Linked DNA regions of Homo sapiens: region 1 is linked to region 2. Evidence: read pairs that join two places in POLR2A ChIA-PET (ENCODE). Cell type or tissue: PC-9. All regions are shown on one strand. Each heading gives the region's core, and the rest is flanking DNA. Links, peaks and the distances in the headings are about the cores only.

What was found. Peaks named below come from ENCODE experiments on the same cell type or tissue, not always from the same donor. Only the 100,000 strongest peaks of a DNase experiment are listed, where the experiment ranks them.
Region 1: POLR2A ChIA-PET joins it to region 2 with 5 read pairs; 2 of 35 experiments call an interaction of 5 or more read pairs at or near these places.

Annotation. Positions count from the first base shown.
Region 1 is chrX:134,500,472-134,515,234 of GRCh38, forward strand. HPRT1 (hypoxanthine phosphoribosyltransferase 1) reads left to right here. Exons shown (of 9, transcript NM_000194.3): 9 at 1-197. Among named protein-coding and RNA genes, the nearest start is that of MIR450B, 32 kb to the right of the region's middle. In PC-9, for the core only: no CTCF peak of the experiment used is centred there; no DNase peak of the experiment used is centred there.
Region 2 is chrX:134,615,857-134,631,535 of GRCh38, forward strand. All of the region lies in intron 1 of PLAC1 (placenta enriched 1), which reads right to left. Among named protein-coding and RNA genes, the nearest start is that of PLAC1, 35 kb to the right of the region's middle. In PC-9, for the core only: no CTCF peak of the experiment used is centred there; DNase peaks (open chromatin) are centred at 5,195 and 6,555.

The DNA.
Region 1 (14,763 bases), core at 438-5,437, 120 kb before region 2:
CCGTGTGTTAGAAAAGTAAGAAGCAGTCAATTTTCACATCAAAGACAGCATCTAAGAAGTTTTGTTCTGTCCTGGAATTATTTTAGTAGTGTTTCAGTAATGTTGACTGTATTTTCCAACTTGTTCAAATTATTACCAGTGAATCTTTGTCAGCAGTTCCCTTTTAAATGCAAATCAATAAATTCCCAAAAATTTAACTGCTTTATGAATTCAATTTAAAAATCCTTAAAATAAGTCCTGTCTCTTTAAAAAAACCTATGCATAGTTATCATTTCTCTACAAATTAACCTAGTTTAGTTTTCTGTTGGTTCCATTTTCCTTGTTTGTTAAGTTTTAGTAGCTAGTTTAATTGTAATCTCAATGATTATGTGGTAGAATGGGTTGGCGGAGCTACAAAAATTCCTAGCTACTTCAGAGACATTAAATTTCAGACACATGGTACACTTTATATTACATTTTACTATGCTAAAATAACACGGCTTTCTTTTGGAATTCTGTTCAGTTTTTCAGATTGTAATCTCAGCTACATCTCAACAGATTGTTCTCAGATATGTCCTATTACCTTCTTTGTGTAGATAGTGCTTTATTGACTAAGAACAATGACAACAACACCTTTTGTTTTCTGGGAATAGGAGAAAAGTTTTAAGCCAAAACTCTTAATTGCTTATCTGCTCCACGTGAGGTATGAACTATCAAACTTAGGAGCCATCTAGCTTACACGTGTTCCTTAAAAAGTTTGCTGTAGGCCGGGCACAGTGGCTCGTACCTGTAGTCCCAGCACTTTTGGGAGCCCAGGGTGGGGGATCACTTGAGCTCAGGAGTTCAAGACCAGCCTGGGCAACATGGCAAAACGCCATCTCTACAAAAATACAAAAAAAAAAAAAAACGCTGGGTGTGGTGGCGCACAACTGTAGTCCCAGCTACTTGGGAGGCTGAGGTGGGAGGATTGCTTGAGCTTGGGAGGTGAAGGCTGCAGTGAGCCTTGACAGTGCCACTACACTCCAGCCTGGATGACAGAGTGAGACCCTGTCTCAAAAAAAAGAGTTTGCTGTAATTCCCAGCAACAAAGTAGGAGACTCAAACTAAATAATTTTCTATAGTCCTAGAACTTCTTAGTTTACAAAACATTTTTACTTCTGTTATCTCATTTGATCTTCATACCCATGTAAGGTTGAGGTAGATGTTACCACATGTGAGTGCAATATCCAGAACTCCTGAATCCCCTTCTTCCCCTAAAATGTCAGCCCGCTGAGGTCCACTTGGCTACCCTCTTGAATACTGCATCCAGCTTCCCACTGCTGAACCTCTTTACTCTTTTTTTTTCAGTTGCACTTACCACCTTCTAGTAAGTTGAACCATATGAAATTACCATTTTTGCAGGTAAAAAATGGCCGGTGATAGGCAGTTTGGCGTCGTATAACCCAATAACATGTTATATAATTTACCCACAAGTGGTGGGTTGCTATGTCCTGGAGGAGTCAGCTTCAGACTCTAGCTAAATGATTGTATAACCTTGCAGCTCTCCCCTAAGTGAGGAGGCAATGTTGAAAGTCCCATGTCTTATCAGAACCAGGGAGGCAGATGAGAAACTGCCTTATGGCAGCTCCCACAACATAGGGAGGTGGGTGACAAATGGCCTTGGGACAGCTTCTTCCCAAGACTGGTTATGTTACAGTGTTCCTGGGAGGATCACATGGCATTCCTCCAAGATGGGTCAGACTGCTGTTGGCCTTGTCTGTGTGGCGTATGTGAAGACATTCATGGCAGAGCTGTTCCCTTAGAAGCATCTACTAAATTGATCTTTTCCTTTCTTACTTACTGTCTGTCTCCCTTAGTAGGCTGTCAGCTCCGTGAGTGCAGGACCTTGCCAGTCCTGGTCACTGCTATATCCCCAGCACCTACAAGAGTGCCTGGAAAATTGTAGTGCTCAATAAATATTTGTTGGATAAATGATAGAATGATAGGAAGTTAAAAAGCAATTAAAATACTTGAAAAGAAGCAAAACATTTTTCATGTTAAGCAAAAAAAAAAAAAAAACTTATTAAGGATAGCTAACATGTATTGAATTCTATATGCAATGGAATGATACTTAGCGCCTTTGAATCCTTATGATAACCCTATAAGGTAGGTTGTTTGGGTTTTTTTAATTGTCCCAACTTTACAGATGAAGAAGTGCAGGTCCAGAGAGGTCACATAATTTGCCCAGGATCACACAGCTAGTAAGTAGCAGATGAGGAATTTGAACCCAGGCAGTTGTATTCCACCATCTGCCCTCTTAGTTCATTGCCACTTAACCTATAATGCCCAGCTCTTGTGTAGAAATTAATACACTGATAACATAGAGGAAAACATTAAGCTCATTGAATGTAATAAGTCCAGATGACTTGTACATTAAACACAGCTTTTTGAGGTCACAGCTGATCTCTAAGAATGTAAACTGATTTCCTCTGGCACTAAAAAGCATTTTCAAAGACTGTTAAGAGAGTTTCTCCAACATTCTCTTCAGATTTTTCTGCTGGCTTATTTTATGATTCTGTGGACAGCTTCAGACAAAATAACTTTCTGGTATGAAGGATTGTGTTTACTCTGCTTTTTTTTTTGTTGTTTTTTGGGTTTTTTGTTTTGTTTTGTTTTGTTTTTGAGACAGTGCCTTGCTCTGCTGCTGCCCAGGCTGAGTGCAATGGCATGATCTCGGCTCACTGCAACCTCTGCCTCCCTGGGCTCAGGCCAGGTGTATGCTACCACTCTCAGCTAATTTTTAATTTATTTTTTTAGAGATACGGTCCCACTCTGTTTCCCAGGCTGGTCTCAGAACTCCTGGGCTCAGACAGTCCCCCGCCATGGCCTCCCACAGTGCTGGGATTACAGGCATCAGCCACCATGCTCAGCTTGTTCTGCCATTTTCAAATGTGAATTTTATAGACACTTTAAACCACTTGAAAGAGTGATGATGTTTTAATGATTTTCATTATTATTTGCAACTTCAAGCATTAAACACTGCCAAATTAAGTTTCAAGTTTTCTCTTTACACAATATGGATGTACTTCATAATGGACTTCCTCATCATGATTAATGAGTGAAGTGACATTCAAACTTGGTAGCTTTTCAGTAGAACTTCCTTTCCCAACATTTTTTCTGTTCCTTTAATTATGGCAATATCTGAGAGCTCTGAACATAAGTCAAAGGTTTGATTATTTTTCATGTGGCTTCCTCTGCTTGGAACTTTCTGCCCCGCATCTTCCCGTTGCCCCCTGTGTCCTCTTGTCATGCCCCTACCCTTTTTTGAGTGTGTCTATTTTCTGGCACTACAAGACATAACAGGCTCATCTTGTGTTTTCCCTACCCTGACCCAGAATCAGCCATTACTTCAAGGAGCCCTGGTTCCATTATTGGAGAATACTATTAGAAACCAGGATCTGGTGCTAGGCATGCTCATTTCTATTGGAGTGTCATACAAACAATTTGTAAATTGTTTGTAGGTCCTCCCAGTGGATAGGATTAGGAAATAAAACATGCATACTAACCATGCATACACACACATCTACGTCTATTTCTGTATCTGTCTGTATACATATTAAAATAAACATGGGTTGATAACTAATGTTTCTGCTGTAATCCACAGCCTTCATCCTAGCCTGCCACTCTTCTTCTTTTTAGCTTTTTCAACAGTGGGAAATGTGGCTCTTGTTATGTACACTTTATTCACTTATTTGTTTGACCCTAGTATCATAAAGTAGTTCCGTATGCCTGTAACAGATCGACTAACTAGAGTCCATTATTTGCGGAAAGATCTTTTTGTCCGAAGCGTTACCGCAGGGGTGTCCAATCTTTTGGCTTCCCTGGGCCACACTAGAAAAAGAAGAATTGTCTTGGGCCACACGTAAAATACACTAACACTAACGATAGCTGATAAGCTAAAAAAAAAAAATCAAAAAAATTTCATGATGTTTTAAGAAAGTTTACTAATTTGTGTTGGGCCACGTTTAAAGCCATCCCGGGTCGCAGGTTGGACAAGCTTGCCTTACAGTATCCAGTCAAAATAATGTTTTCCAAAATTACTTCTTTTCTTTTTCATCCCTTTCAGTGTGGCCGTTATTTATAATGCAGTTTGGTTCATTAGTGTTTTTATTACAAATACACCCTCAGCCTTCATATCCTAGTTTTAATGAATTATTACGGTGAAACATAATAAGAGTCAGAGCTATACAGAAAGGTCTACTCAGAGGTGCTTTGTTCCCTCCTATTCTGTTCCCACTACTCCTACTTTCCACTGACCCTGTAAGCATCATATTTATTTTTAATGGCAGTTACATTTTTACCAAGTGCTTACTATCTGTAGGCACTTGGTGTGTATTGCTTCTTTTGGTGTTCACAGCAACCTCTTGAGGTAAGCACTATTATTATCCCCCCTTTTTCTTTTTTCTTTCTTTCTTTCTTTTTTTTTTTTTTTTTTTTGACAGTCTTACTCTGTTGCCCAGGCAGGAGTGCAGTGGCGCAATCTCGGCTCACTGCAACCTCTGCCTCCCAGGTTCAAGTGATTCTCCTGCCTCAGCCTCCTGAGTAGCTGCGAGTACAGGCACAAGCCACCACGCCCGGCTAATTTTTGTATTTTTAGTAGGGATGAGGTTTTGCCATGTTGGCCAGGGTGGTCTCGAACTCCTGACCTCAGGTGATCTGCCCGCCTCGACCTCCCAAAGTGCTGGGATTACAGGCACGAACCACTGCACCCGGCTATTATCCCCATTTTTTAGATGAGAAAGCTGAATCCCAGAGAGCATAAGAAGCTTGTCCAGAGTGACATCTCTGATGCATAACCAGTACTCAAACCTATTTTTCTGACACCAAGGCCTGTGTGTAAACTGTAAAGGGGCTGCTTGGCACCTACTTTCCTAAAGTTGTCCTATCCCTTCTCTGTCTGGGTCTTCCTGAAGCTTGGCACTTCTGAAGTCACCTCTCTGAAAACATTCTGGTAACTGTTAAATCCCTTGTTCTAGCTATTCATGTGTTCTGTGTGGTTAAACAAGGTTCACAATGGGCCACCTGGCCTTTGGAACTTGGGTGAAGAGGCTGCCTTCAGTTGATCCTCCCCACTCCCATTTTCAAAACATGGGTTTACATGAGTTATTTGTGAATTAGGAAACATAACCATGTTTTGAGCCTTCATAGAAAACAAACGTCTGGGGTCATACAGGTTAAAAGGAGTAACCAAATTCGGCACTATCATTGTTCTATTCAGTAGACAATTCTGGGGCCTTTCTGTGTCTCAGGTTCTGTACTAGTTGTTTCAGGACTTTGGGATAAATACAAACTATCCCTGCCCTCAGGGGGCTTAAGGTCAGGTGTACAAGTGACTCTAATGTGAGGCAAGGCTGGATTCAGTGCTGCATATCTAATGCTATGGGAATTCAAAGAGGAAGTGATCAGAATGAGAAGGGAGGGATGGATCATTCCAGGAGAAGCTTCAGGGAAAAGCAACATTTAAAATGAGACTTTTGAGAGTGAGGGAAATTTGGACAGGTGGATATAGAGGATGCAAGGCTAGAGGAAAGGTTTTAGCCAGAAAGTCTGCTTGGGCAAATGCCTGGGTAAAAAAAGAAAATCCACTTTGGGAGGACAAGGCGGGCAATCGCCTGAGGTCAGGAGTTCGAGACCAGCCTGGCCAACATGGTGAAACCCCGTCTCTACTAAAAATACAAAAATTAGCTGGGCGTGGTGGTGGGTGCCTGTAATCCCAGCTACTTGGAAGGCTGAGGCAGGAGAATCACTTGAACCCAGGAGGCAGAGGTTTCAGTGAGCCGAGATTGCGCCACTGCACTCCAGCCTGGGCAACAAGAGTGAAACATCTAAAAAAAAAAAAAAGAAAATCACAGGGCAGTGTGGGGAATGGTGAGTATTCTAATTTGGTTGTGGCAGAGAGGATGTAGAAGGAAGTGATAAGAGAGAAAGCCGGATAGGAGGGCCTTTGTGCCAGTTAGGATGTTCTAGACTTCCAGCCAGGTTGCCCAGCTCAAACTGGCTTAAACAATGAGGGGGTTTATTGGCTATGTAATTGGGAAGTGCAGAGGTAGCTCAGGCCAGATCAGTTTGATCCACTGCTCCATTATGATGTCAAAGACCCATGCGATTTCCACCTCATTATTCTGCTGTCCATAGAGCCAACTTCATCCTAAGGCCAGTCCTTGTGGTCAGACAAGGGCTGCCAATAGTAATCTGGGTGCAAGTTTCTTTGAGAAAATCTTTCTGTGTCAACTCTCTTAAAAGGGGTGAAAAATCTCTCCTTAAGTCCCACTGGCCAGAATGGGCCCATGCACCCATTTCTTAACCAGTCACTGGCAACTGGGGGTGGGATTGCCGTTTGCCCAATCAGGTCCATTTCTGGAGCTAAGATTAAACTCCATTTCCCTTGGGACACATTGAACAGAATCAGAATTCGATGAAGAAGGAAGAAGCGGAGAATTGGTTTGGTGTTGGGTAGGCAACCAAAAATAACCTCTGTTGCCTCAAGTGCCAAGAAAGTGGTGTTTTGTGCTTGTTAGGGTAAAAATGGGGATCATGGAAAATATTTTAAGTTTCATAGACCAAAAAATATTCCAGTGTTTCATCAAATCTAAGAGGCTATCAATTATAAGATATACCATTATTTTATGTACCACCAAGGAAGAAAAAATGCTGCCAGTGAAGTTAGGATGTATTGCAGGTTGGGTTCTCTGGGAAGCAGGCTGAAAAGGAGGTGAGAATGCAGGACATTTATGGGAGAACACCCTTGGGATTAATACTGGAGGAGGAGAACCAAGCAGGGTTGGTGGGGCACAGGGAGAAGTTGGGATGCCATGCAGTCACAACAAAGGCCTCAGCCAACCCCACGGGGAGCTCGAGAAGCTGAGATGGCCCTTCAGTGTTGCCCTGCCTTGTGGTGAGTGAATTGGGTCTTCATATCCCCATGTTGACTGGTCATTGGATGTGGGCTCCCTTAGGAATGGGCATCTCTTCAGCAGAGGTAGCTTTCTTCAAAAGAGGTGATTCCAAAGAGTCACCCACTCACTGAGGGCTGTCTGCTGGCAGCATTCTCAGCCACTACTCAAAGATGACCTGTCCAGGAAGGGGAACCTAGGTGGCATGACACATTGTCTATTACAACATGCTACTGATTATAAGAGCCGGGAGGTGGGGGGCAACACAATGTCTGAGATATTAAAATGGAAGTCTCTTAGAAGAAATGGATAATTCTATAATTATAGTTAATCAGAAAGGGGAAGAAGTGGGGAAATGGACCAAGGGCCTGAGAGAGAAAACAGACGCAACAGGCCACTAGAAAGATAGGACACTGGAGGGTGGGAAGCCCTAGCAGTTTCTTCCAGGGTGGGCTGGGCACGGTGGCTCATTCCTGTAATCCCAGAACTTTGGGAGGCCGAGGCGGGCAGATCATTTGAAGTCAGGAGTTGGAGACCAGCCTGGCCAACTCCTGTTTCACCCTGTCTCTGCCAAAAATATAAAAAATTAGCCGGGTGTGGTTGCATGCGCCTGTAATCCCAGCTACTTGGGAAGCTGAGGCAGGAGAATCGCTTGAACCCAGGAGGCAGAGGTTGCAGCGAGGAAAAATCGTGCCACTGCACTTGAGCCTGGGTGACAGAGTGAGACTGTCTCAAAAAAAAAAAAAGTTTCTTCCAGGGTGGCTTCTGTGCCAGAGTCAGGTGCCCCAGCTACCTCTAATTTATGGTCCTCCTGCACTGGGAAACAGATTTTCTACTTTTGGTTTCATGATAAATAACATTTCCCCCTGATTTTAAAAGTTATGGATTTGGCTGGGCATGGTGGCTCATGCCTGTAATCCTAGCACTTTGGGAGGTCAAGGCAGGCAGATCACTTAAGGTCAGGAGTTCCAGACCAGACTGGGCAACATGGTGAAAACCCGTGTCTACCAAAAAAAAAAAAAAAAAAAAAATTAGCCAAGTGTGGTGGTACATGCCAGTAGCCCTAGCTACTCAGGAGACTGAGGTGGGAGGATTACCTGAGCCCAGGAGATCAGGCCTGCAGTGAGCTGTGATTGTGCCATTTTACTCCAGCCTGGGTGACAGAGTAAGACCCTGTCTCAAAAATAATAGTAATAGGCTGGGCGCGGTGGCTCAAGCCTGTAATCCCAACACTTTGGGAGGCCAAGGCGGGCGATCAATTGAGGTCAGGAACTCAAGAACAGCCTTGCCAAAATGGTGAAACTCCGTCTCTACTAAAAATACAAAAATGAGCCGGGTGTGGTGGCGCATGCCTGCATTCCCAGCTACTCAGGAGGCTGAGGCAGGAGAATCGCTTGAACTCGGGAGGCAGAGGTTGCAGTGAGCCGAGATTGCACCACTGCACTCCAGCCTGGGTGACAGAGTGAGACTCCATCTTAATAATAATAAAATAATAAAAATTTTAAAAAGTTATGGATCTGGATGGAGGGAAATGGAATGTATAAAAGAAGTAAACATACACAAGAAGATACAAATACAGAATAAAAGTAAAATGCAACCATCATCCCACTACCCCGATACCAGGGTATCCGTTTTTACATCTTTTCTTTCATTCTTTCTGTCTTTATATAATTGTATAAATGCTGCATAAACCTCCTCTTGCCTGCTGCCTCCTCAAAGACCTCCCTCCCTCCTTCACTGCCCTTCTGCTCCTGGAGAGCCACCCTCTCTCCATTTATCCTTCCTATCAGCTTCAGGTTCTTACCATGTTAACAAAAAGAAAATCTTATAAGCCTGTCACTCTCTACATACGCCGCACCTCCTTTCATTCATAGCCTTTAAAACATATATATAGCAGTTATTGTGGTTATTTTTCTGTTCACAAAATAAAAAAACACTCTTTCTAGAAAACTGGAATATAGAGGCAAGCTTTTTTTTTTTTTCAGACGGAGTTTCGTTCTGTCGCCCAGGCTGGAGTGCAGTAACGAAATTACAGCTTACTGTAACCTCTGCCTCCTGGGTTCAAGATATTCTCTTGCCTCAGCCTCCTGAGTAGCTGGGATTATAGGTGCCTGCCACCACACCCGGCTAATTTTTGTATTTTTAGTGGAAATGGGGTTTCGCCATGTTGGTCAGGCTGGTCTCGAACTCCTGACCTTGTGATCTGCCCATCTCGGCCTTCCAAAGTGCTGGGATTACAGGTGTGAGCCACTGCACCCTGCCGAGGCAAGATTTTTTTTTTTTTTTTTAAGAAAACCCAGTTATTCCATTACCCAATGAAACTCTAAACATGTTGATGTACATCCTTCCAAAATTTCTTTTTATGACAACATGCTTTTTATTTTTAATTATTTTTATTTTATTTTAAGGTCCGGGGTACATGTGAAGGATGTGCAGGTTTGTTACATAGGTAAACGTGTGCCTTGGTGGTTTGCTGCACCTGTCAACCCATCACCTACGTATTAAGCCCCACATGCATTAGCTATTGATCCTGATGCTCTCTCTCCCTGCTGGCTCCCCAGCAGGCCCCGGTGTGTGTTGTTCCCCTCCCTGTTTATGAGAACACTTTCTTGACATAAAGATTTCATTTATTCCCATGGAATTCTAAAGGCTTTTCATACTTGTGAAGGAATAATAGTTTAGAAATAAACTGAACTTTAAAAGATACCATTTTGAAAAATAATATACAGCCATCAAAAATTATATTTATGGGAACTATGCAATAATATTAAACTCTATCATCTGTTGACTGCCTCCTATATTCCAGAAACTTTACATACACCAATTCTAATCCTTACAAGAACGCTGTGTAGGCTTTAGCATTAGATGGACCAGGTTTCACCAACTGTATGGTCTTGGATAAGTACCCAACCTCCTGTCCCTAAGTTTCCTCACCTGTGAAAACACGGTTTCTACCAGCTTTCAAATAAGATGATCAATATAAGGCACTTGGAACAGAACCTGACACATCATAAGCACTCTATAAATGTCTATTATCACCAAATAATTCCAGGTGCCTTGAAAATTTAAATGAAAAACAAAATCAAACCATGACAATACTAGAAGCAAATTTAGGTGAACACTTTTCTAATCCGGGGGTGGGCGGGGGCTGGGGGGAGGCAGGGAGAAGACCTTTTTTTTTTCTTTTTGAGATGGAGTCTTGCTCTGTCCCCAAGCTGGAGTGCAGAGGCGTGATCTCAGCTCACTGCAACCTCTGCCTCCTGGATTCAAGTGATTCTCCTGCCTCAGCCTCCCGAGTAGCTGGGACTATACAGGTGCACACCACCACGGCCAGCTAATTTTTGTATTTTTAGTAGAGATGGGGTTTACACCCTGTTAGCCAGGATGGTCTCAATTTCTTGACCTCGTGATCCCATCCGCGTTGGCCTTCCAAAGTGCTGGGATTACCAGCATGAGCCACCGTGCCCGGCTGGGAGAAGACCTTTCTAAGCATGATACCAAAGGCAGAGACAATAAAGGCAAAGAATTGACAGAATTCACTATCCGATAAAAATCACTTCTGTGGCCGGGCGCGGTGGCTCACACCTGTAATCCCAGCACTGGGAAGCCGAGGTGGGCGGATTGCTTGAGGCCAGGAGTTCAAGACCAGCCTGGCCAACATGGCAAACCTCCTGTCTCTACTAAAAATACAAAAAATTAGCTAGGCATGGTGGCATGCCTGTAGTCCCAGCTACTCAGGAAGCTGAGGCATGAGAATCACTTGAACCTGGGAGGTAGAGGTTGCAGTGAGCCAAGATCATGCCACTGCACTCCAACCTGGGTGACAAAGTGAGACTCTGTCTCAAAAAAAATAACAATTAAAATAAAATCACTTCTGAATGGTGGAAAGCACCACAAAGTTAGAGGTCAAGCAATAATTTGGAGAAAAGAATTAGTAATTTGTTGGACAGACAAAAGACTTTTTTAATATAACAAAAACTTTAAAAATTAAAAAAATACACATTCGAGGACATTTTCCTAAAAACACAGGCAAAGGACATAAACAGCAAAGCAAGAAGACAGCTTGATGTGGCCATTTTATCCAGGGGGACATTTTGGTGAGCCCTATGGACACAGCTGCCATGATGCCAACAATGTGACAGCTGTCCCCTTCAAAATGCGTTAGCCCCAGCTCTTCCTCTCCCCCAACCTCCAGTCCAAAGGACTTGCACTTTCTACTTTACTCCTTTCTGCATTGTTTAATTTTCTTTTACAAATATGTTACTTGTCATCAGAAAAAATAAAGAAATAAATAAACTGTTAGAGTGTTAGCCCCTTAAAGGGGAGCAAGAATCACCTTTCTAAAAGAAAGTTTATGTTAAATATAATATTAGCATATGTGAATCCTGAGAGAAAAGTTAACAGTTTAGTTGAGTTATTTCCTCTGTAGTCTGGAGCTAAAAATAGGGAATCTTATTCTGTCCTAAATCTTTTCCTTCCTCCACCCAGTGTCTGTCTGGATCGAATTCATTCATTCACTCAGTAGGCACTCACTCAGCCAGGCATGGTGCTAGGCCTCAGGACCTCGCTGTGAACCAGAAACTGTCCCTACCCCCATGGTGCAGGCATTCTGCTTGGGAGTTGGAGGAGGAACAGGTAAAAAATAATTAAATATTCAGGTTAACGATATATTGTCAGGTTTGAGGATTGAGGAAAGGGCGCAGAGAGTGGCAAGGGCTGCTGTTTTAGATACAGTGGCCAGGAGGCCTCCGATGAGGTGACCTTTGAGGAGAGACATGCAGGAGATGAGGGGACAGTGAAGAGGATTTCTAAGAACACTCCAGGCAGACAGAACAGCGACAGCCAAGGCCCTGAAGTGGGTAGGGGCCTGGTGTGTGTGAGGAACCTCAGGATTGCCATCATGGCTGGAGCAGAGACATGAAGCAAGAAGGCCATGGAGATGAGGGCAGGGAGATCCCGGAGTGGGGAGATCAGATGGGGCTCTGTGTATCATGCAAAGGACTTTGCATTCTGTTCCAAGAGCTGGGAAGGTTGACATAATTAGGAAAAAAGCCCAGAAAAGCAGAGGTATCCATTTTTCATGGTAAAGATGATAATTTCAATTAAAACACGATTCCTGGATATATGTAATTTGTAGGCCAAATGGTGCCCAATCCCTACCTCCCTCACCCCCTCACTTCCCTATCCCTAAAACCTGTACCTCAACTCCCGTTCGTAAGTGATGGGAGTTAGGAATAGAGAAATCTCCCGGTTGGGTTTTCTGAGCAAAGAGGTAACATAGCAGCTCTGTTATTTCTTTCACGTCTCCAAGGGAACCATGACTCACCCTTAGCTATCCCCCGGGAATGTGGCCCTCAGAGTGTTCTTTTACTGATTCGTGATTTTGTTATGTACACCTGGAGTGATGGAACATACCATACCAGCTTGTCAGGGTTGCTTTGTGCAAAGATCGATGACGTGTGTGAACCCGGATCCATGCTTGGGGTCCTGAGTTTCAGGTGCCATGGCCAGTTGCTAGCAGGTTGTATGTGTGTGACCAGCCCCTATGTGAGTCTCTCAGACCCTGAAACTCCAAACAGGCTTCCCTGGGCAGAGACATTCTGTCCATGCTCTGTGGCTTGCTGCTCGAGAGGGATAGATCACATCCTGTGTGGCTTCTTCTTAAATGAAGAAGGACATTGGAAGCCTGTGCTGGGCTTCTCTGGACCCCCCGATGTATATGTATGTATATTAAAGAGAGACCAGGGTCTCACTCTGTTGGCCAGGCTGGTCTTGAACTGCTAGCCTCAAGAAATCCTCCCGCTTTGGCCTCCCAAAGTGCTGGGATTACAGGCATGAGTCACCATGCCTGATGTATATATTTTTCCAGCTCCCTTCTTTTCTGTATCATTTGCTATTACTACCTCTTAGCTATTAGTATAAACTGATCTTGAGTTGTGTAAATCTTTCTGGTGATTCACTGTGATGGGATGATTGTGTCCTCTCAAAATTCCTATGTTGGAGTCCTGACCCATGGTACCTCAGAAAGTGACTGTATTTGAAGATAGGTCTTTAAAGAGGTCATTGTAAATTAATTAATAAGGTCATTAGGGTGGACTCTAATCCGATATGACTGGTATCCTTATAAGAAAAGGAAATTAGCACACAGACACACAATCAGAGGGAGAAGACAGCCAGTCATCTACAAGCCGAGGAGACAGACCTCAGAAGAAACCAACCCTGCCTGCACCTTGATCTTGGACTTCTAGTCGCCAGAACTGTGAGAAAACAAATCTCATGTTTAAGCCAGAACCTAGCACGTGGTACTTGTTAAGGCATCCCTAGAAAACTAATACACTCACTGAATGAGGCAGGTAGCTGTTTCTTTTATTTTTTGAGACAGAGTCTCACTTTGTCTCCAAGGCCAGAGTGCAGTGGAGCGATCACAGCTCACTGCAGCCCCTGCCTTCCAGGCTCAAGCCATCCTCCCACCTCAGCTTCTCAAGTAGCTGGGACTACAGGCATGCACCACCACGCCCAGCTAATTTTTGTATTTTTTTTTTTTTTTTGTAGAGACGGGGTTCACCGTGTTGCCTAGGCTGGTCTCAAACCCCTGAGCTCAAGCAATCTGCCCTCCTTGGCCTCCCAAAGTGTTGGATTTACAGGCGTGAGCCACTGTGCCTGGATATGGTAACTTTTTCATATGCTATTTGCTTGATGATTATTTTTCTGTTTCTGATATAATGCTTTTTATTAGAGAGTTATCTGTTTGTTTTTATTTTTTAATGTTTGAATTTAAAAAATTAGTATAATTTGCATAATTGAAAAATTATATTTGAATAATTGAAATATATTTGTATAACCTTAAATTTAAAAACTATGATAGCGTATACAGTGAAATTTTCCTCTCATCCCTTTTTTCCATTTAACCAGTGCACTTCCCAACAGCCAACAGATAATTTTAGTTTCCTCACTCCCTGAGCTATTTTATGTATATGCAAGTAGATATGTACATACATATTTCTGCCTTGTAACACAAATAGTAGCATACTATACAACTGCTCTGCTTCTTCCTTTTTTTAGCTAAGAATATTAAAAGAGTGAAAAAGATGTACGCTAACAAAAATCAAAAGAAAACTAGAGTGACATTATAAGAACTGATGATGTAGATTTCAGAGCAATGATTACTGCTAGGAAAAAAGGGTCATTTTACATTGATCAAAGAGGTCAACTCATCAGGAAGACATAATAATCCTAAACACTTATGTACTTAACAGAGCATCAAAATACATGAAGCATAAATGAAAGAACCGTGGGAGAAAGTAGACAAATTAATGACTGTAGTTGAAGATTTCAGTATCCCTCTATGAAAATCAGGGTAGTACAAGTACACAGAAAATTGGTAAAGATATATGACTTGAACAACATTATCAACCAAATTGACCTCATTTACATTTGTGGAATGTTCCAACTAAGAACGTCAGAAAACATACTCTTTTCAAGTGCACATGGAACATTTACCAAGATAGACAATATTTTGGGTCACCGCAAGTCTCAACACATTGAAAGGATTCAGATCATATAAAGTATGCTCCATGACCATGATGGAATTGAATTAGAAACCAATAATGTATCTCTGGAAAATACACAAATATTTGGAAATTAATATGCCTTCTAAAAAATTTATGCATCAAGAAGAAATCAAAAGGGATATTTGAAAGTACTATGAACTGATGGCCAGGCATGGTGGCTCACGCCTGTAATCCCAGCACTTTGGGAGGCCGAGAAAGATGGATGAAGTCAGGAGTTCAAGACCAGCCTGGGCAACATGGCAGAACCCCGTCTCTACTAAAAATACAAAAAATTAGCCGGG
Region 2 (15,679 bases), core at 4,364-9,363:
CACCCTTGTTAAAAATTAGTTGACTGTGTATGCTTGGGTTTATTTATGGGCTCTCTATTCTATTCTATTGGTCTATGTGTTTTTTTAATGCCAGAGTTATACTGTTTTGATTACTATAGATTTTTAATATAATTTTTTTTAAGAGACAGGGTCTTGCTCATCACTCAGGCTAGAGAGCAGTGGCAAAATCATAGCACAGTGTAACCTTGAACTCCTGGGCTCAAGTAATCCTCCTACCTCAGCTTCCCTGGTAGCTAGAACTACAGGCATGCACCACCATGCCCAGCTAATTAAAAAAATTATTTTGTAGAGACAGGATCTTGCTGTGTTTCTGAGGCTGGTTTCAAACTTCTGGACTCAAGCTATCCTCCCACCTTGGCTTCCCAAAGCGCTGGAGTTACAGGCATGAGCCACTGGACCACCTGCCTGTAATATAATTTGAAATCAGAAAGTGCCCCCAACTTTCTCTCTTTTTCCCTCTCAAGATTGCTTCACCTTAGCTGGGCGCAGTGGCTCACGCCTGTAATCCCAGCACTTTGGGAGGCCGAGGCAGGCAGATCACGAGGTCAGGAGATGGAGACCATCCTGGCTAACATGGCGAAACCCCATCTCTACTAAAAATACAAAAAATTAGCTGGGCATGGTGGCGGGCGCCTGTAGTCCCAGCTACTCAGGAGGCTGAGGCAGGAGAATGGTGTGAACCCGGGAGGCAGAGCTTGCAGTGAGCCGAGATTGCGCCACTGCACTCCAGCCTGGGCGACAGAGCAAGACTCCGTCTCAAAACAAAAAAAACAAAACAACAAAAAAAAATTGCTTCAGCTATCTGGGGTCTTTTGTGGTTCCACACAAATTTTAGAATTGTTTTTCTCTTTCTGTGAAAAATGCTGCTGGAATTTTGATAGGGATTACATCAAATCTGAATATCACTTTTTTTTTTTAGACAGAGTCTCGCTCTGTCACCCAGGCTGGAGTGCAGTGGTGCGATCTCGACTCACTGCAGCCTTCGCCTCCTTAGTTCAAGCTATTCTCCTGCCTCAGCCTCCCAAGTAGCTGGGATTATAGGCAGCCGCCATCACGTCATCTACAAAGGCATAATTTTACTTCTTCCTTTCTTTTCTTTCTTTCTTTTTTTTTTTGGTGGGGGGGTGGGGAGACTGGGTCTGGCTCTTTTGCCCAGTCAGGAGTGCACTGGCACGTTCTTGGCTCACTGCAACCTCCACCTCCCGGGTTCAAGCGATTCTCGTGCCTCAGCCTCCCAAGCAGCTGGGACTACAGGTACAAGCCACCATGCCCAGCTTATTTTTGTATTTTTAGTACAGGCAGGGTTTCGTCATGTTGGCCAGGCTGGTCTCGAACTCCTGAACTCAAGTGATCTGCCTGCCTCGGCCTCCCAAAGTGCTGGGATTACAGGCATGAGCCACCATGCCTGGCCTACTTCTTCCTTTCTTATTTGGATGCCTTTCAAAAAAGGTGTGTGGTTGCTCTGGCTAGTACTTCCAATACTATGTTGAATAGAAGTGGCGAGATTGGGATCCTTGCCTAGTACTGGATCTTAGAGGAGGAAAAGCTTCCAGTTTTTCCCCATTGATTATGATGTTAGCTGCAGGCTTTTCACAAATGGTCTTTACTGTGTTGAGGTAAGTTCCTTCTATACTTAATTTGTTGAGAGTTTGTATCAACAAAGGATGTTGAACCTTGTCAAATACTTTGTCTGCATCTATTAAGATGATCAGGTGGTTTTTAGCCTCATTTTGTTAATGAGGTGTATCACATTGACTGATGTGTGTATGTTAAACTCACCTTGCATCCCAGGGATAAATCCCACTTGGTCATGATATATAATCTTTTTGATGCATTGTCATGGAATTCTTGCCACACCAATCTGACTATATAAGCCTTTCCATGTGCCCAGCTCTGTGCTATATTCAGTTATACTCAATAAACTCAATATTCAAAAACGAATACCCAATAAACATTTCCTGCTAACACACGAATTTTACTTATTTACAAACCACTGCATTTTCACAAAGTCCTTAAAACTTCTGGACCTGCTTGTATCATTGCTGCAATAAGTGGCTTCTCCAGCACCTGCTCTGCTTACCTCATATGGCTGTTTTGAGGATAAAATGAGAACAGGGATGGGAAGGCCCTTTGGACACTATTATTGCTGCTGGGTCAAAGCACCGACTGGAACTTTTGAGCTGATGTGACTGCACCAATTGTTCCTCCCTTTTCCCTACATAGAACTTCTGGGTTTAATAGTCAAACATGGTTTCAGGGCTCCTCAACAGTTTCTAGCAGAGTACAAGTGTTGAACAGGCCAAACCCTATGTTTTGAATAAAGTGACAAAGGTCCGACTGTTTTTGTTCCCATGCCCATGGATGGACCACTGAGCATGGCCCCGGGCAGCAAGGTAGCTCCCAGACAGAGCTATCCATATCCTCAGGAAAGAGCTTTGGATCTTCTTAAGAACTTGCTTATCAGCACAGGTACCATTGGCATTGCTATTTATTAAGCACTTACTATGTTTCCAGCACATTATATACATCATCTCACTTTTTTTTTTGAGACAGGTTCTCACTCTGTTGCCCAGGATGGAGTGCAGTGGTGCGATCATGGCTCACTGTAGCCTCAACCTCCCAGGCTCAAGCAATCCTCCCACCTTAGCTTCCTCAGTTGCTGGGACTACAGGTGTGCACCACCATGCCTGGCTAATCTTTTATTTTTATTTTTATTTTAGTAGAGACGTGTTTTCGTTATGTTGCCTAGGCTGGTCTTGAATTCCTGGGCTCCAGCGATCTGCCCACCTCAGCCTCCCAAAGGGCTGTGATTACAGGCGTGAGCCACCATGCCCAGCCTCATCATCTCACTTATAATCCTCACAACAACCCTGTTATTATTCCCATCTGCCAGATGAAAACTGAGGCTCAGAGAGATTAAGTGACTTTCCCAAGGTCACAGAGCTCTCTGATTCTAAAGCTGAAGTCATGCAACAAAGATGTCTGCCTTATAGGCTGTACTCTGGGGTTGACAACTGAGGACAAGGAATTAGAAATGTTATCAAATAATACCTTATTTTAGTCTACAACAATTGCCATTCAACTCCTATTAGCATGGTTAATACCCTGCAAATACGACAGAGAAAAAGTCAAAGCTTGGCACTATGTCCCATGGGTACCTATCCTTCAGAGGCAGCAGAAGGAAGAGAACCAGACCATGCAATTGACAGAGACAAAGCCACCTTCTTAAAAAATTGCAGTTGAAGCTGCATACTTTAGGACTCACAAACACAATTATAGTTCCACCATTTTTTTCACCCAGTTTTTCTTCACCTTTTTGGGTGTTAACCCTTTTGAGAATTTGAGGAAAGCTGTAGATCCTCTCAGAAAAGTATGTAAAAGCAAAAACACAATTCTGCACATAGTTTCAGAAAAATTCACCCAGCTTCCCATAGCTAGTCCAAGAGCAACAGACCCCATGTTTAAAACTCCTGCATTAAGAAAACCTAATTCTGGCTGGACGCGGTGGCTCATGCCTGTAATCCCAGCACTTTGGGAGGGCGAGGTGAGCAGATCACGAGGTCAGGAGTTCAAGACCAGCCTGGCCAACATGGTGAAACCCCATCTCCACTGAAAATACAAAAATTAGCCAGGCATGGTGGCATGCGCCTGTAATCCCAGCTACTTGGGAGGCTGAGGCAGGAGAAGCGTTTGAACCTGGGAGGCGGAGGTTGCAGTGAGCTGAGATTGCGCCACTGCACTTGAGCCTGGGTGACAAAGCAAGACTCCATCTCAAAAAAAAAAAAAAGAAAAAAGAAAAGAAAAAGAAAACCTAATTCTGTGTTTTAGAAAATGATAAACTAGAGATCAATGATTTCTTTAAATAACAAGCCGATCTAGGGCACAAAAATAAGGATTTGCTTTATGAAAATTTTGTTTTCAATGTCTAATTGCCTGCATGAGGTACACTTACAATGAACATATCTCTATTTCCCTAGTGCCCCATGCAATTAGAAATGATGATGGCACAGACGACCATCATAACTGTCCAGAACAGAAAGCTGGAAACTATAGGTACAGTAGGCAGTAAGTTTTTTGTTTGTTTGTTTGTTCATTTGTTTTGTCACTGGAGGGTGGACAGTGACTCATCAGATAGGAATAGCTTTACTGGATGGGGACTAGACTATATGACTTTATTAAACAGCACCATTCAGTATCATGAGTCAAAGGTTCTAAGACCCATGTAAACCTGGAGAAGACTCAGACCACAAGTCTGTTCCTGCTAAACAGCTTATGGCTTCATGAAAGGCCAGACACCTGATGGGACAAACTAAGTAGATACTGGCTGACTTACTTGAGTCTACAGTCAACCTTCTTATAGTGGCCCATGTTATTTCAAATAGCAACTGTTAGTTCCTTGCCAACTAGAGGTCCCATTGTTCTTTTACAAAAATATTAGATAATCCAAACCCAAGTCATTCCAACACCATTTCCCCCTGGCCTCTTGTATTTTGAGTTGACAAGTTCTTACCATAATCTTCAATAGCATTGTTAGTCCTAGCCTGATATTTCTTCTTCTAAGCCCACTTCCAGTGTTTAAGCCCTCATATAAAAGGTGCTTAGTTGTAAGTCATAGATCCTATGTGGTGGTCCTATAGAACTTTCTTCTTTAAAAACCTTTTTCATCTGAAAGTAAGAGGTTGTGTGGTACGTTAGAAGGAGCACTGCATGCGGAGCCCCTAGTTCCATCATCTATTGCCTCTCCACCTCTCCGATACTCAATTCCCTCTATCAGACAGGTGACAGTCCTTACCCTGCCTATCTCACAGGAGCCTCGAAAGATTCAAATAAGATAGTGAGTATACAGATAATGTATTAAGCGTAGTGTTAGAAAATGAGAACTCATAACCATTATTTCATTTAAGCTTCAAACCAACTCCATGAACTACGCAAATCCTTACCATTCTGTCATATATTAATTCACTTTCTTGACATATTCATTCATATATTCATTGCTTTCTTTTTCTCTCTCACTCTCACTTATTCAGAAAACATTATTACTAGGCACTATGTGTAGCTAAAGTATTTACTGAATCAGAAACAGGCTTAGAAAAGTAAGATAACACTTCAAAGCTTACACTTCTTGGGTCACCCTTCACACCCAAGGGAACTGGGACACTCCCTCCTTCCTTCTCCCCTCTCCTCTTGCCAGACCAGTTTGTTTTCCATTACTCCACATTGCCTGTTCCAGAACATTTCCCCCATTAGATGAAGAAATTTTTACTTGCTTATGAAAAATAGATCCTTGGCCAGGCGCAGTGGCTCATGCCTGTAATCCCAGCACTTTGGGAGGCTGAGTCTGGCGGATCACTTAAGGTCTGGAGTTCAAGACCAGCCTGGCCAACATGGTGAAATCCCATCTCTACTAAAACTACAAAAATTAGCCAGGTGTGGTGGTGCGCAACTGTGATCCCAGCTACTTGAGAGGCTGAGGCAGGAGAATCGCTTGAACCCGGGAGGTGGAGGTTGCCGCGAGCCGAGATCGTGCCACTGCACTCCAGCCCGGGCAACAGAGCAGGCTCTGTCTCAAAAAAAAAAAAAAAAAAAAAAAAAAAAAGAAAAGAAAATCCTCGGTCTTGTTTGAGACCTCGGAGGCAGTTAGTCCTGTTTTCTCCTTGTGAGCATGAGGGTGAGGCAGGCCTCTTGGACTTGAATCCTCAATGACTGAACTGTTTGAGTTGTATATGGCTTTCAGAATATGGCTGAGTATGTTCACTCTCTCTTTTTCCCTGCTGCCCTTTTCTATTTTGCAAGTTGTAAATAAAATCTGTCACCCCCAAATGCACCAGGTGTCTTCCACTTTCTAATTGAGCAAGGCAGACTCTTTTCCAGCCAACAGTCTTAAAATATTTACCCAAATTTTGGGTTCACTGGATTACTGCTTTAAGCTGGTGAGCAACCCAACTGAAGGTCAATGTTTGTTTCCTGAAGTTGTCCAATGGCCGTGTGGTACTCAGACCTGAAAATGATAACGTTACTCCAGATTGCAAACTCCCCAAGGTGCATCCTGGAGATGGAAGCCAGCCCACAATATTTTCTGATCGGTCAGCATAAGTGATCCTCTCTTTTGAGTTCAAGGTGGGCTCAGAATTGAAACTGTCTTGAGATAAAGCAGATCAGCCCCAATTCACCCCTGGGCTCTGAGCAGAGGAATGTGAAAGGCCCCTCCAGTCAGGGAAGGCATCTGCTCCGCTTGGCTTTGGGCTGTATCAGTTGGCAGATGAAGCTCTGTGCAAATGCTGGCCAGACCAAAATGGTGCCGAGACAGCCACAATGTTGTTTAGAAAAAAGAAAGGAAACATCTGCAAATCCTGCCTTGGTGCTGAGCGGGGACAGCCTGCTGCTTTTCCTCATGGGCCCACGGTGGGCTACCTCCTGACTGATCAGAAGGGTTCCCTGAAACAAATGCATTTGAAAGATATTTTCCATCCCCCTCCTCCCCCCTCCACAGGAAATTCTTGTGTTTAGTCATCCTTACTACATGGGCTGAGTCAGCAAGCTCTGCTTTAACCACAGCTGCTTTCAAATGGTAAGTTAAGACCAGTTAGTTGAATGAGGAGGCTTGGCTGAAACACTTTGACAGCTGGAGCTCCAAAATCGGATGGGTAAACTAGAGGAATTGCAATTTGGATACTGCTCAACACCTTCGAGTCCTTCTGGGTGGGCCTCAGTTACTTTTTTAGTACATTGATACCATGGAGCATTCCAGAACTAGAAGGGACAGCACTTTGAGTGCCTTAAGAGATAACTAAGGTGCAGTGGCAAGCTGTGTTGGCCTAAGATTTAAATCCTGGTCCTGCTAATAATTTGCTATATGACTATAGGGCAATTATCTCCTCCCTCTGTGTATTAGCATTCTCAATCCTTAAAATAGAGGTTTGGATATGATGACCTCTAAGGGTTCTTCCTGCTCTGGTGGTCTATGAAACAATCTAGGACAGATGGCCAGCCACTCTTTTCCCAATTTACCAGGGGAAGACACTACATAACCTGTTTTGGGAATGTGGCCCAGCATTTTATCTGTGTGTGGTAAAAATGTCTTCCCTGGGTCTAACCACAATCTGTTTTCTCTTGTTTGGGCCTCTGTAGACATGGAGCACCCTCAGGGAACATTCTTTTCTAAAGATCCTTTGTCAACTACAAGAGCCTTCACGTCTGAGCTCTGTTAAATCCTCTGCAATGGCAGACAATTGCTTATTGCTGGGGTCTCAATGAGCACACTTTCCCTCTCGTCAGATAGTTTTTCATATTTTTGGTCATTATCACTGACTTGTGAACCCAGGGACACTAAGGCTGGGCTAGTTGGACAGTAGCTCTATAGAAAAGGGAAAGTCATCTATTCCAGAGCAGATACAAGTTGTTCTCACAAAAGTTGTCCTAGACCACAAAGAGTCTTGGACACAAGAGGGAGGATGGCCCTGTGGAATCCAACCTTTCAACTCCTGGATCCATACTTGGACATTTGAGCCCAATGGACAAATAGTTAACATTTGCCGAGCACTTAATATGTGTGTGCTACACGTTGTTCTAAGCACTTTACATGCCCACGTGATCTTATCTAATCCTTGCAACTGTACTCTGCAGTAGTGTGATTATTATTCGTATTTTACAGATTAGGAACCTGAGGCACAGAAAGGTTAATTAACTCACTGGAGGTAAACAGCTAGTAAGCACTCTAATCCAGGAATGCTAGCTCAGGGATCTCTGCTCCACACCATTATGCTTCTGAGTGGGGCCAGCTGCATGGGAGGACTGAGGCTAGTACTGATGATTCTGGCTCCTGTGAGGGACAGCCCGCCCCACATGCCGCATGTGCCTGCATCTCTTGTCAGGTGTTGGTTCCTGCCCTGGTTCCCGTGGCATTCTGTGCCCCTTCTACATAGAAAGAAGCTTCCTCGTGCAGAGCTGCAAAGTGTTGACTTTACAACACCGGAAATGGGTCATGTTTTCCTTTTAAAAGGGAAACACAGGGAAAGAACATTATATAAAATTAGTTTCCCCAAACTAAAGAAAGAGTTGGAAAATAGCCACATTCCTCTCTGCTGATAAGTGCATTAGATTTATCAAGTGTCAGAGTTTGGGGAGAACTTGTAGCTTGTCTAGTCCAAGTCCTTCGTGTTACATATTAGGAAACTGAGGCTGAGAAAGTGGTATTAGATACATGCAGATCGAGGGCCAGGAGAGCTCTTAAAAGGTTGGGAAATGGACAGAAATGACACAGACTAATTTATAATTGCCCTTTAAGCCAACCCTACAAAGGAATCTGAAGGACGGATTCATCCACACTGGAGCCACTTTTTCCAGTGGGCTTCCCCAACCCCTTGCATAACAGGGATTCCATAAGCATGAGCTTCAAATGCACTGAGATAACACCCAGCTACCACATTCAGATGATCAAGGTCCATGGCTAAACGGTAATGTTCCTATAACCTTCCTTAACAGCAAACCTGCTTTCAGAATAGATCCCACATCAACAATCACAAAGGACTTTGGAAAAAGCCACTTCTGTTGAAAAAGAAGCTGATCAACCACTGGACTAATGACTGTGATACAAAGAAAAGATACCTCTCAAAGCCTACTATAATGAGAGCAGAATGGAGCCATCTTACTTTTCAGTATTGAATGTGCAGATGTTACTGAAATATTTTCAAGCCAAAGGCTTGTAAAGTATTACTTTAAAATAAATTATATGATAGTATAAATTTTCACTGATCTTAACACAGGAGTCAATATAGAAAAGCTAGAAGAAGAACCTGGGGCTTTGTATGTGGTTAAAACTGCCCAGGAATTGGCCCAGGGGAATAGTATCTTAATGGCTGTTTTCAAAGAAAGATCCTCTTGCATTCCCCAGTGTCAACCCACAATGTATTTTCCAGTATCTTCCTCCTAAACTCAGAAAAAAGGTGTCAGCATTTAAAAATACAAAGTACACAATGGGAGATCTTGCCTAATTTGCCTGCTAATGAAGCAGATAGATAGATGACAGATAAATGATAGATAGATAGATAGATAGATAGATAGATAGATAGATAGATAGGAGAAACCTTATTAAGTATCATGTCTCCTAGGTGCAACTACAGCTAGACTCAAACAGATCTTTAAAAGATCCACATCGTATTTTGGGGCATGATCTATTACAGCCTACTGACTTTCCCACATAGAAAGTCAGCCACATACCATCTTACAAATAACCAAATGAACTCCCCTTCATTTTATATGATAGCTGAAGCCTGATTACCTTTCATAATCAGCCAATATCTTAATTCATCCCAGGTTGCAGCTGGGCTCCAGGAACATGGAAGAAGCTTGGTTTAGGAGGGAAGGCAGAGGGTGAGAGAAATGGGGTATATGTGTACATGTGCATGGCACACAGAATCACTTTTGAAGATTTTTATAGGTAGTCAGTACTTCTAAGCTAGAAAAAACCTGCCTTTGTAGTGTTAGGGGATGACATTTCATTGCAAAAATAAATGATTTGGTCATTACCATTTCATGGTTGCTGGCAACCACCCTCCTCTGCTTTCTAACAATTTCCATTTTAGGCACTGACAAGCCCTTCAAAGTGATTCAGCCAAATATCCACCCAAAGTTGCGTATTTGGCAGTTTCAAACTGAGAAATCTGGGTCCTCTGGGCAAAAATGTCAGAAAGGGCTCCCTCCTTCTTTGTCAATTGTGAAACAAACAGATCACCATGAACAGTCACTGGGGGCTCCTTGGGCAGCCATGCCGAAGGAAAGGGAAAGAACGGAAGTTGTTGGCAGGGGCTGCTTCCTTGGCTTCAGTTTTTGCTCTCTCTCCATTGCTGCTTGCACTTTTCCTGAAGGCCAGCACTGCCTCAATCTTTAACCCTAACCAAGGCGAGGCACTGCTTTTCCACAGGCAAGTGTCCCCTGCAGAAAGAAAGTGATGACCAGGAATGGAAATCACTGGGAAATGGGTCTCGGAGGCTGTAGGGTTTAAGAATATTTTGGAAGCTCACCTCATCCAACTGGCTGAAACTCGCAGGCTATCACCATGCATCCTCACTGGGGAACTTTCAGGCTGGTCTCTGGAACCCATCTGGTCCTCTGTGCCCTGAGCAACCACAAAGCCTAGAGCACTTTGGTTTGCACAGTGAGGAGCAAAAAGTGGAGCAGATTTCAGGGAGCCTCCTGCCTGACCAGCGACTTCAAGAGCCTGAATCCCAAAAGTGCTTTCACACACGTTCCCTTCAGCCTGAAAGGTGGCTCCCTTCTCTTTATTCAGAACTCACTCTAAATGCCAGGCCACCATGGCGACACCATCCTGACCCTTAGTCCATGCCCCACCTGTATTTTTTCTTTTGCCATCTGTAATTCTATATTTGTGTGTTTACTTGCTTTTCACTCACCTTGCCTATGAAACAGTAAGCTCCCTGAGGGCAGGGGACACTTCTGTTTTGTTCAACAGTTTACTCCCAGTGTTTATCAAAGTACCTGGCACATAGTAGATGCTCAGTAAATATTTGTCAAGTGAATGAATAAAATAGTGGTATTCTGTACCTAGTTCATTTTGTGGAAATTTAAAAAGTAGGCCTATTGTCTCCACACATAGGTCTCTCCAATAAAAGCTTGCATTGGATTCTGTTGTAACCCATCTCTCTGGGAGAGACAGCTTGCCTCAGCTATCTTCTCTCCCCATCTACTCCCTTCTTCTTACTTGGCTCATGACACCCAGGATCTGGCACCAGGGCCTGGTAGCTTTTTGGCCAGAGGCAGTTAGTACTGGGGAGGTGCCAAGCAGAACTGGCTCTGCTAGCAGTGAATCAAACTTATCACTTGGAGGGACAGACCATTATACTTCATAATAACACTTGAGTTTACCTTCCCTTCCCTTTGGGAGCTGTTTTAAAGAAGTTATTTAAATCCCCTAACTAAAAACAATAGCCAACCTTCTCAACTACAAACAAAATCAAGTTGTTATTATTATATCTGAAAATTGCCCTGTATTCAGTTTGCCAATCTTCCTCCTAGAAGCCTCTCAATAGGCTGTCTATTAAATGACAGCCACACAGGAGGATCACTTGAGCACAGGAATTGGAGGCTACAGTGAGATATGATCACACCACTGCACTCCAGCTTGGGTGACAGAGTGAGACCCTTTCCCTTAAAAAAAAAAATGACAGCCACAGCTATCCAGCTGCTCAACACTTCAGCATAGTTCCCCTTCCCTCAAAATTAAGTAATGAAGAGAGATGAGTTCCCAGTTCTCCATTTGAAAATGGTTCCCAAAAGGGTTACTGTGTCTTCTGTTCCCTTTCTTCCTGTAATTAGCTTCGACAACATTGATGTTGTTTGGTAGGAATGGTATGAAAGGCCTTGTGCTTTTTGATTACACTTTTGAATGATGACCAACTAATTTATTTCTGCTATAGTATATCTACCAAGGAAGGTTCCCTCCCACACCCCTAATTTAAAATAATAATCACTCAACTATGAAAATCTTCCCGAAAAAGTCTATCAAAATTTAAAATATGTTTCTTTCAGGCCAGAAATTCCACTGATTGGAATTGATCTTATATACATACCAGTATACAAAGATATACGTATATCCAGCATGCTCACTAGAACAGTGTTTGTCGTAGTAGTACTCCCACAGATTGAATGCCTAAGCAGTCACAAAAGGTACAAGGCAGATTTATATGTCTTATCATAGGAAGATCTCCACGATATCCTAAATGGCAAAAGCAGATCCTGGCACAGTAAGATCCTATTCGTCTTTGGAGTCTGTCAGTTTCTCCTTCCAGTTCTATTTCACAGAATTCTTTATTTTCATTCCCTTTCATTGGTTCTGCCTCCTAACTGGTTCCTTGGTCCTGGGGCCTATCTTTCCAGTTCACTTTTTCCACCAGCCAGAATGAACATTCTAAAATACCACTTTTGTCAGAGGGAGAGTCTCAAGCAACCAAGCTGTCCCAATTACAGAGGCAGGATGGGGGAGTGTTTCTGTGCTCTGGAATTAAGGGAGACCTGGATTTGAGGGGAGGTTCCACCACTGACTAGCTGTCTGACTTAGGGAAGATGAGTTAACCTCTCTGAGCCTTGGTTTCCTCATCTGAAAAATGGAGGTAGTGCCTACATCACAACTGTAGGATGAAATAAAAAAGGATGAAATAAAGGTAAAAGGAGGAAATAAGAAAACCATGTAAAGAGCTCAGCATGGTGCCTGGCACATCGTAAGTGCTCAATAAATGGTAGCTATTATTAATGTTATTATTAAACCAAGAATTGGTTTACTGGAAGCATTAAAATGCTTTTTAACTTCACAACACCTTCAGAATAAGGTTTGCACACTTCCTTCACATTTACTGGGCATCCCATATCCACTGTGTATAGTAAAGCTGCTTTTTTCAGTCTGTTTTTCCTGATAATCACTGCAAAGGCTGTGCATCTCTCTTGTACTCCAGAATCTGATGAATGTGTCTAACTCCCCTGGATCCACGACCTTCAGGAGTTTCTCTATATACTTTGATTATATGACATCCCTTCTATGCCTTCATCTTCCCCAACTATTTTGCTTTAATCTTTCCTGCCTGGCCTTGTAAGGCAGCTTCCCAATGCCCTTGACCCTTTCCTGGTTTCGTCAAGACCTTCTTTGTGGCTGCCTGTTTGGTGTTTCTCTTTTTTGGATTGGGTGACTGTTTTACTCCACTAATTCTTTAAAATGAACAGGGCTGTTAGCTGGTACTGTGGAATGAAAGGGCATGCCAGTTTGGTGTTTCTTGTAGAATCCTAATGTTATGCCTGTATTGTGAAAGGGCAACAATGTTTTCTATATTCCATTTTGATTCTGCCTCTTTCTTTTAGTGGGTTCCCTGAATTCTGCCTGGAGATGAATTTCCTCTATGACCCTGGGCATGTGTAAGAGACTCCTGTGCCTGTTTCCTTATCAGTGAAGTGAGAATGTTGGATCATAGTTTCTAGTATGTCTTCCAGCTCTGATGTTAGGTGTGGATGGAGTACTGATGGCAGACTAAAGTACTAAAGTCCTCTCGTTATATCCACCCCCATACTGGGGCTGGGCTGGTTCAAGTTGAAATTAGCTATTCTGTGGGACAGTTTCATTTATTTCTAAGAGCCCATCTTTTGAAAATTCCTCTAATGTCCACTAAATATCAAAATAATTGATTTTTCCATTTTTCCATGGCTCACCACAGCTTCAATTTCCAAGTCCCACTTACATTGAGAAAACCCCTGCATGCTGAGCTCCGGTTAGATGTGATGGCAAATAACTTTCTATCACCACCTCTATCTCAGTAATTCTCATCCTCACACATGTACATCCCTTGGTCTCTTACAGGCAAATGCTGACTGGTTGATTATTTGCACTGATGATTGCAGCATGCCCTCACTTGGATTTTGCCTCCAAAGTATTTTTATTGAGAGTTTTTATATTAAACATACAGTAAGTCCCAAGCTTGATTTTTAACTGATCCCACATGAAGGAATGATTTTCAACTCAGAACACATGAGGAACATCTGTTCCATTTATTTGAATTCAGGCGGTCCCATTATTATTATTATTATTATTGAAGCTGACTGTTGAGTATCAATATTTGTCTCTTTCAGTTCCATTGAACTTTCCTGAGTGCCGCTCCCATTTGTGAATTTTTAAAACATATATCCTGAAGTCTTTAAAACAGTGGAACAACTCACATTTTCCTTTTCCTTTTTCTTGAGTTTTATTGCAGAACTTGGGTCAAGCCCTTGTGATTTCTTGTACATGTGGTTGGGACATGAGAGTCCCTGTCAGATGCAGCCAGAGTCACTGCTCAAAAGTCCAGACATGAGGTGCACAGCCTTTGAGGCTGCTTCATGAAGGCCACCCCAGACCTTTGACACAATCCGATCTTCAGTCTTCAGGGAGAACTTCACTGATCTGGGAATTCACCTGCAAACTGGAGGTAACTGAGCTGAGGTGTAGCTCTTTGCAGCCTCTAGATGTGTTTGGACCAAAAATTCTCACCTTTGATGTCAGGACACGTTGGTGTTTGATAATCAGTTATTATTTCTTTCTTTCTTCCTCTTCTTCCCTTTTTTTTTTTTTTTTTTTTGAGACAGAGTTTCGCTCTTGTTGCCCAGGCTGGAGTGCAATGGTGCGATCTAAGCTCACTGCAACCTCCGCCTCCCAGGTTCAAGCCATTCTCCTGCCTCAGACTCCTGAGTAGCTGGGATTACGGGCATGCGCCACCATACCTGGCTAATTTTGTATTTTTAGTAGAGACGCGGTTTCTCCATGTTGGTCAGGCTGGTCTCAAACTCCCGACCTCGGGTGATCTGCCCCCCTCGGCCTCCCAAAGTGCTGGGATTACAGGCGTGAGCCACCACGCCTGGCCTCACTTATTATTTATTTCTAATAATCAAATACCAAAGCTTGCATATGATTTACTTAAAAATAAATTTGAGCAGATTCAAAGATTTCTCTATAAATAACTCTCACTAACATACCCATATGCTTTCATGAGTGGGAGAGAAGGAGGTGGGGTTATATTCAGCTCTCTGGGAACTAAAGAAAACTCTGGGTGTGCCCAAGGGCATATGAATACTAGGGGCACTCATACCAGGCTACTAGCCCTGCCAACACATGGGTATTTTCACAAGGGGCTCATGAGATTATTCCCTTGCCTATGGGGTCTGTCACAGTGGGGATTTAAGGGCGGGCAAGATGGGGCAGGCAGCACATACCACGAAGAGAGTATGTTGCTTCTAAGTAAGTAGACTGGCTCTAAGTAGGGCTGAATACATGATAAATAATGGAAGGACTTGAGTTGGAATCTTAACTACTAGTGCGATCTTGGCCAAGCTACTCAATTTCTCTTAGTCTTGGACTACTCATCTTTGAAATGGGAACATTATTATTATCTACTTTAGAGAGTTGTTGTGAAGATTAAACAGAATGGTGCAAATCAATCACCCAGCATGTGCCTTGATTAAGCTAAGTATTCTAAAAAGCAGTAGCTGCTGCACCTGAGGAGGAATCCTCATGTCTATTACAGTGGGTACTCAAAGAATACTGGCTTGACAACAAAGACCACATACTGTATGATTCCGTTTGTATGAAACGTCCAGAATAGGCAAATCCACAGAGACAGGTAGCAAATTAGTGGTTTCCGGGAGCCGGTACAGGGAGGGGAGGGGATGGGAAATGAGTGCTTAACAGGTATGGGGATCTTCTTTGGCGATGATAAAAATGTTCCAGAACTAAACAAAGGTCATGATGGTATAATATTGTGAACGTACGAAATGCCACTGAATTATGCACGTAAAGGCCTGGGCCCTAGCCCCTGTCTCAATGCAGCTGGTGGTTTGTTGGCCCTCTTGGCCTTGCCCCTGACCTGAGCCCATGTAGGAGGAGAAAGAATAGTAGGAGTGGAAAGGTGCCAGCAAAACCCAGAGCTTTAAGCCAAGGCCCAGCAGAAACAGTGGTGTCCAACTCAAAGCCACCATTCCTTAGGCTGCTCCAAGCTGACCAGCCCTGGTGGAAGCCACGGATGGCCCTACTCTTGAAAAAGGTCACTCTCCACACTTCTGCAGGGAGCACAAGGAGGCTGATGTTATTATTAAGCCCTTACCAAATCCTCCTTGAGCAATCACCCAACAC